Linked DNA regions of Homo sapiens: regions 2 and 3 are each linked to region 1. Evidence: read pairs that join two places in POLR2A ChIA-PET (ENCODE). Cell type or tissue: OCI-LY7. All regions are shown on one strand. Region 1 overlaps LOC105370156 (a long non-coding RNA gene). Region 2 overlaps NBEA (neurobeachin). Region 3 overlaps LOC107984551 (a long non-coding RNA gene).

Region 1 (2,500 bases):
CATGGTGTCCAGTCCAACTCTCTATTCCATTCAACTACTTTCTTTTGTGTACGATCCACTGGTGGGCACTCAGAGGAGAAGAGGGCTTCCTTTTCCCTCTTCTTTGCATCTCTCTAAATTCAGCCTGTTCAAAATCTAGCTGCAATTGTGGTCTCTGATTCTTTGCCTTGAAACTGCAATAAGCCTAATCTCTGTATAATTCATGTGGCTTTTGTGTAATTAGCCACGTTTTCACGTTGACATATTATCTCCTCTTTCAGTTGATTCAGTTGATTCTATATGTACCTTTATCAAGGCTAACATAGCACCTGTCACAGGTAAATGTCCACAAAATATTTAACTTATTTATGAATAATCTTTTCTTGTGAATTCATGCCTATTGTCCTATCCAAGAACAGACTATACAGATGAACTTGTAAGTGACCCTTGGCTTTGACCAGTAATGTTGGTTTGTTGTTTTAACTAATATTAGAATTAAAATCGCTCACCTATTGCACAATGGCCTGTGTTTGCTGCTACCTGTCCACCTTTCTTGCTTCTCTTCTCCATTCCTGTTGCCCTGCCTTCCCTACCTCCCACCATCACCATATAGACAGTACATCTCCAGATCCTGAACTAACATAGTTCTCTGATCACACCTCTTTTTTCCCATCTTCCTTAATCTGTCTTTAAGGCAATTTCCCTTAACTGTTGATTTATTTAATTTCGTGGGGCCTATGAATTGACCCTCCAAGCTCTGGTTATTTATTTCTTCTGCTATACTTTCCTTAAGTAGAAAACAAGTAAACCTCTGATTTTTGTTTGTTTGTTTACAAAGCAACTAAAATTTTGCTAGCTACTAAAATTTAGTAGCAACTTTTCAGTAGACAAAACAGTCTATAGACTGTTGGGTATGTCTATAGACAATCTCTGTAGACTGGCTAGCTGCTGAATGCAACGCTAGGTAAATATTGACCAGGTTGGATTGCATAGGGTTAACATAAGCAGTGGTTCTTTTGCAAAGAAAGACAGGGAAATTGGAACACTAAACTTTAGCAGTTGCCAAATGAAGGGCCTCAGGAATCTGAAATGCCCTCTCCCTGACTCTGTCAAGAGGCTCATACTGTTACAAGCACCAAAAAATAAAAATTTCTGTCAAATGTGACGTTTGATCTTGTAGACTAGCTTGTGCCTGACCTGCAGTGGTCAGTGGAGCATGACATTGTAAATGGAGGACAGCAAGAGAGACTGTGTACCCAAAACCTGAAGCAAAGCCTGTGTTTGGAAAATACAGGATGGAAAAAATATATCACCATGGCAACAAATTACTTTTATATTCACATAAAGCAAAAATAGATCTCTCTCTCTCTCTCTCTCTCTCTCTCTGTTTCTCTTTCTTCCTCTTTGAGAAGCACATATTTTAACGTGCATGGAAGATTAAAGGTGATATGCAGAAACAGCTGCACGAATATATTTTCATTTTTCTTTAGTTTATACTAATGTTGGTATCAATCTGAAAGACAGAATTTTGATCTGAAAGTATCTCAGTTTCAGAGAGCAGGAGCAGCTTAGAGGAGAAATGTATAATTTAGTCAAAAGCTCTATTTTGTCTTAATATAATGATGGCAGAATTGAGCTTATCAAAACAAAATGTTCCTGGCATCAGTCACCAGGAAAAATAATATTCCTTCATGTATTTTTTCTTTCTATTTGAAAAGCCCCAAAATGTTTTGCCCCTCCTTTTAGCTAACAAAGAAGAATTCTTCAGCTTAAATTACATGAAGGTAAATGATATTTTCAGGAGTTATTAGATCAGGTTCTTCTTTTTCTTTAAATTCCCAGGACTTGTTGCACAGCATGGTGACTGCTATGGAACATTGGTATGGAGTTTCAGGAGAAATAAGGGTGATAGGATCCAGCTCCCCCCAGCAGAGTTCTTGGATGTCAAGTCCTGATAAATCCCCGCCGCCTCCTGGGTCCAAGCTCGGGTACCACTAACTTGTCCCAAGAGAGTGGGGAGTGAGACCTGTAAGTCAACTAATATAAGGTAGATGTTTTTGATGATACATTTTATCACATTTTATTTCTCTTAAAACATTATTTTCAACACTTAACAATAATCCTTATTTCCTTTGTGAAATCTAAGGAAGATATCTCATAAGTTTCTTCCCAAAGCCAGCAAACTATTTGATCAACCCTGTGAAACTGTCACTTCTTGTAAAACAAAAATGGCCCAATATTAGCAGTTGCATAAGGTTTTAACTTAGTAGGTATCATATCCACTATAATGGTCATGGGACTACCCCCCAAATCACTGAAGTTATTGATGATTCACTTCAAATTCATCACCATCTACTTTTTGCTTTCATAAATGAGAGGTGAAAAGCCTTCACGTTTAGCGATCAGTTGTGTTTCTACCCATCTTACTAGGTACAGCCAAATCTAAACTCATTATCACCACTCACAACCTAGCAAGCTTACTTCTCCTGGAATGTCTGTTTCAGCAATTGGCACTCTTACA
Region 2 (2,500 bases), 1.0 Mb before region 1:
TCAAAGACCTAAATAAATATAGAAACATACTATGTTCATGGAATATTCAACATAATAAAGATATCAACTCTCCTCAAATTAACATATAAGTTTAATGCATTTTCTATAAATCCCGGAAATATTTTTAGTAGATGTAAACAAGATAATTCTGAACTTTATATGAAAGGCAAAGGAATTACAATACCTTAAATTTTTTCTTGAACAAACAAAAATAAAGTGGGAGGAATCACTCTCTAATTTTAAGACTTGCTATAATAATTCAAGACCCTGTAGCACTGGTGAGTTGATAGACACATAGATCATGAAGCATAAGCGAGAACCCAGAAACAGCCCTAAATGATTATCAACAAGTTATTCTCAAAAAAGATACAAAAGCAATTAAATGGAGGATGAACAACCTTTTTAGCAAACAATGTCAGAGCAACTGGTTATCAACAGGCCAAAAAACATGAACCTCCACCTATAAGATATTTCATATCTTTTATAAAAATTAACTCATAATTAATCATAGTTTAAATGTAAAATATAAAACTTTTAGAAGATAACATAGCAGAAAATATTCAGGACCTAGAGCCTGGCTAAAAGTTTTTAGACATGACCCCAAAAGCAGGATCCATTCAAGATAACATTAATAAATTGGACTTCATAAAAATAAAAACTTTTGCTCTGAGAAAGATCATGTTAAAAAGTTGAAAATATAAGCTACAGACTGGAAGAAAGTATTTGTAAACCACATATCTGATAAAGGACTCATCTAGAATGTAACAGAAATCAACAGTAAAGAAGCTGGCCATTGAATCAGAAAATGGGCAGAAAACATGAACACGCATTTGATCAAAGAGGATCTATGGATGGCACAAAGAGTTATCCCTGCATATATATCAGAACAGTTAAAACAGAAAACAGTAGTAACAGCAAGTGCTGGTGTGGATGCAAAAAAAAAAAAGTGGATCTGTCATAAATTGCTTGTAAGGATATAAAATGGTACAATCACTCTGAAAATAGTTTGGCAGTATATTACAAAACTAAACATACAGTTAGCATATTATCAAGTAATTTCACTACTGGGAATTTATCCTAGGGAAACGGAAACATAGCTACAACAAAACCTGTACATAATTGTTAATAGCAGCTTTATTTGTAATAGCCATAAAGTAGAAACAACTAGATGCCCTCCCAAAAAGTACATGGCTAAATGAACTGTGGAAAGTCCATACCATGGAATACTACTCAGCAATAAAAAGGAACCAACTGTCAATACACACAACAACCTGGATAAATATCACAGACATTATGTTGAGTGAAGAAAAGCAGTCTCCAAAGATCACATAAAATACGATTCTATTTATGGAACATTCTCTAAATGACAACATAATAAAGACAGAAAAGAGAGTAGTAGTTACCAAGAGTTAGGGTTATGAGGGTAAGAGGATGGGTGTGACTATATTTGTAGTAATAGAATACTTCTCTATCTTGGCATTTTAGGTAGGTAACTGTCAAAATATCAGCTAACCACCAAAGTAGCAGATATACTGAGTTTAATATAATATATTATTAATGTTAATTTTATGTGTTTCTTTTGATTTTTAAATGTGGCTACTAGAAAATTTAAAACTATGTCTGGCTCATTTTATATTTCTATTGGTAGTGCTGCTTTAGAAGCTAACAATCTAGCTGGCCAATTGAAAGAATATATAAAACAATTATGGAACAATCATTTGCTAAAATGTATTAACCAACAGTTCAGAAACAAAAGAGGATAGTACAATAGCAGTCCAATAAAATACATCTTCATGAAAAGATGAGATTTGCAATGGGTATGGATAACTATGAAAGATATTGCCATGCATTTGAAAACAGAAAGTGCCCCATACTAGAGAAAAAACTGAGATATAAAACATAAAGAGCAGTGAACACACTAGCTAAACAAAGCAGGGAACAGTCAGCAAACAGAAAGCAGAGAAATACAGTGAGATTACAAGGAGGCTCTATATTAGTCTGTTCTCACACTGCTATGAAGAAATACCTGAGACTGGGCAATTTATAAAGAAAAGAGGTTTAATTGACTCACAGTTCCACATGGCTGGGGAGGCCTCAGGAAACTTACACTTATGGCAGAAGGCATCTCTTCACAGGGCAGCAGGAGACAGAATGAGGGCAAGCAGGGGAAATGCCAGATGCTTATGAAACCATCAGATCTCATAAGACTCACTCACTATCATGAGAACAGCATGGAGGAAACTGTCCCCATGATTCAATTATCTCCACCTGGTCCTGTCCTTGACATGTGGAGATTATTACAATTCAAGGTGAGACTTGGGTTGGGACACAGAGCCAAATTATATCAGACTTCAAGAAAAAAAAAATCAAAATGCAAAAGAATTTGTTCACTTAGAATAGGAATAAGGAGCTAATTAAAATTTTTTCCAAACAACTCAGCATGTCAGTAGTATGTAAAACAGATTAAAACAGAAAAGAACCTCTCACTGATCATTAGAAT
Region 3 (2,500 bases), 310 kb after region 1:
AAGAGATTCACCATAAATTTTTTCTAAATAGCAAGTTTCTTTAATAAAGTATGATTTTTTTTTTTTTTTTTTTTTTTTTTGAGACAGAGTCTTGCTCTGTCGCCCAGGCTGGAGTGCAGCAGCATGATCTCGGCTCACTGCAAGCTCCACCTCCCAGGTTCACGCCATTCTCCTGCCTTATTCTCCCAAGTAGCTGGGACTACAGGTGCCTGTCACCATGCCCGGTAATTTTTATATTTTTTAGTAGAGACAGGGTTTCACCGTGTTAGCCAGGATGGTCTCCATCTCCTGACCTCACGATCCGCCCGCCTCAGCCTCCCAAAGTGCTGGGATTACAGGCATGAGCCACCGCGCCCAGCTGATTTTTTTTTAAAGACAAGGTCTCACTCTGTCACCCAGGCTGGAGTGCAGCTGTGTGATCTTGGCTCACTGTAGCCTCCACCTCATTGGCTCAAGCAATCCTCCTGCCTCAGCCCCCCAAGTAGCTAGGAGTATAGGTGTGCACCACCAAGCCTGGCTGATTTTTTGTATTTTCAGTAGAGACAGGGATTCACCATGTTGCCCAGGCTGGTCTCGAACTCCTGAGCTCAAACAATCTGCCCTCCTTGGCTTCCCAAAGTGCTAGGATTACAGGCGTCGGCCACCATGCCCAGTACTGATTTGATTTTTTTAAAAACAAAAGCAATCTATATGAAATCTTCCAAGAAAACAGTAAATTCACGAAGAACAGTATTCCAACATTTTCTCTTGAATCCATTGTTTAAAAACATTAAGATAATTTATTTTTAGAGTAGTTTTAAGTTTCCAAAACCGTGGAGCAGAAAGCGCAGTTCCATATACCCACCTCCCTCACCTTCTCCCCTCCCCACCCCAGGTTTTCCATTAACATCTTGCACTGCTGCGCTACGTTTGTCACAACTGATGAACCAGTGCCAAAACATTATTACTAACAAAAGTCCATAGTTTGCAATAAGGTTGTTCTTTGAGCTGTGCACTCTCTGGGTTTTGACACAGGCATAATGACATGCATCCACTATCACAGTGTCACACAGAATAGTTCCACCTCCCTAAAAATCTCTGTGCGTCACCTATTCACCCCTCCCTCTCTCCCACTGAACCCCTGGCAACCATTAATATTTTTTACTGTAGCTACAGTTTTGCCTTTTCTAGAATGTCATATAGATGGAATCATATTTATTGTAGCCTTTTCAGACTTGCTTCTTTCACTCAGCAATATGCATTGAAGTTTCCTCCACATCTTTTCATAGCTTGACAGCTCATTTTGTGTCCAGAATTGGTGGGCTCTTGGTCTCGCTGACTTCAAGAGCGAAGCCGTGGCCCCTCCCTGTGAGTGTTACAGTACTTAAAGGCGGCAGGTCCGGAGTTTTATTCCTTCAGATGTTCAGATGTGTCCAGAGTTTCTTTCTTCTGGTGGGTCCGTGGTTTCGCTGACTTCAGGAGTAAAACTGCAGACCTTCGCGGTGAGTGTTACAGCTCATAAAGGCAGCATGGACCCAACGACGGAGCAACAGCAAGATTTACCAGGAAGCAAAAGAACAAACCTTCCACAACGCGGAAGGGTACTCAAGTGGCCCACCAGTGCTGGCTGGGGCAGCCTCCGTTTATTCCCTTATCTGACCCCACCCACATCCTGCTGATTGGTCCATTTTACAGAGTGCTGATTGATCCACTTTACAGAGAGCTGATTGGCCCATTTTACAGAGAGTTGATTGGTCCATTTTGACAGGGTGCTGATTGGTGTGTTTACAAACCTTGAGCTAGACACAGAGTGCTGATTGGTGCATTTACAATCCTTTAGCTAGACACAAAAGTTCTCCAAGTCTCCACTAGAGTACCTAGACACATAGCACTGATTGGTGCCTTTACAAACCTTGAGCTAGACACAGAGTGCTGATTAGTGCCTTTACAATCCTTTAGCTAGACACAAAAGTTCTCCAAGTCCTTACCTGACTCAGGAGCCCAGCTGGCTTGCCTAGTGGATCCCACACCGGGGCCTCGTCTGGCACCGCATGCCCGCACTCCTCAGCCCGTAGGTGGTCAATGGGAACTGGGCTCCCCGGAGCAGGGGGCGTGTCCATTGGGGAGGCTCGGGCCTTGCCGGAGCCCACGGGGGAAGATGTGGGAAGGGGGGGCTCGGGCATGGCGGGCTGCACGTCCCCATCCCTGCCTGGGGGGAGGCGGCTGAGGCCCTGCCAGAATTCGAGTGCAATGTGGCGAGCTGGCAGTGCTGGGGGACCTGGTGTACCCTCCGCAGCTGCTGGCCCAGGTGCTAAGCCCTTCACTGCCTGGTGCGGCACCAGCGGGCGCTCTGAGTTCCGGGCGCGGAGCCCGTGCCCACCCGGAACTCACACTGGACTGCGATCGCTGGCGCAGCCCCAGTTCCCGCCCGTGCCTCTCCCTCCACACCTCCCGGCAAGCAGAGGGAGCCGGCTGCGGCCTCCGCCAGCCCAGAGAGGGGCCCCCACAGTGCAGTGGCGGG

The links. ChIA-PET counts read pairs that join two places held together with the same protein. Peaks named below come from ENCODE experiments on the same cell type or tissue, not always from the same donor. Only the 100,000 strongest peaks of a DNase experiment are listed, where the experiment ranks them.
Region 2: POLR2A ChIA-PET joins it to region 1 with 5 read pairs; 2 of 35 experiments call an interaction of 5 or more read pairs at or near these places.
Region 3: POLR2A ChIA-PET joins it to region 1 with 7 read pairs; 2 of 35 experiments call an interaction of 5 or more read pairs at or near these places.

The regions. Positions count from the first base shown.
Region 1 is chr13:33,991,710-33,994,209 of GRCh38, reverse strand. It overlaps LOC105370156 (a long non-coding RNA gene), which reads left to right. Exons shown (of 4, transcript XR_007063753.1): 3 at 1,822-2,026. Among named protein-coding and RNA genes, the nearest start is that of RFC3, 170 kb to the right of the region's middle. In OCI-LY7, no CTCF peak of the experiment used is centred here; a DNase peak (open chromatin) is centred at 1,269; H3K4me3 peaks cover 1,724 bases; H3K27ac peaks cover 1,509 bases.
Region 2 is chr13:35,025,830-35,028,329 of GRCh38, reverse strand. All of the region lies in intron 1 of NBEA (neurobeachin), which reads right to left. Among named protein-coding and RNA genes, the nearest start is that of NBEA, 85 kb to the right of the region's middle. In OCI-LY7, no CTCF peak of the experiment used is centred here; no DNase peak of the experiment used is centred here.
Region 3 is chr13:33,682,027-33,684,526 of GRCh38, reverse strand. All of the region lies in intron 1 of LOC107984551 (a long non-coding RNA gene), which reads right to left. Among named protein-coding and RNA genes, the nearest start is that of RFC3, 130 kb to the left of the region's middle. In OCI-LY7, no CTCF peak of the experiment used is centred here; no DNase peak of the experiment used is centred here.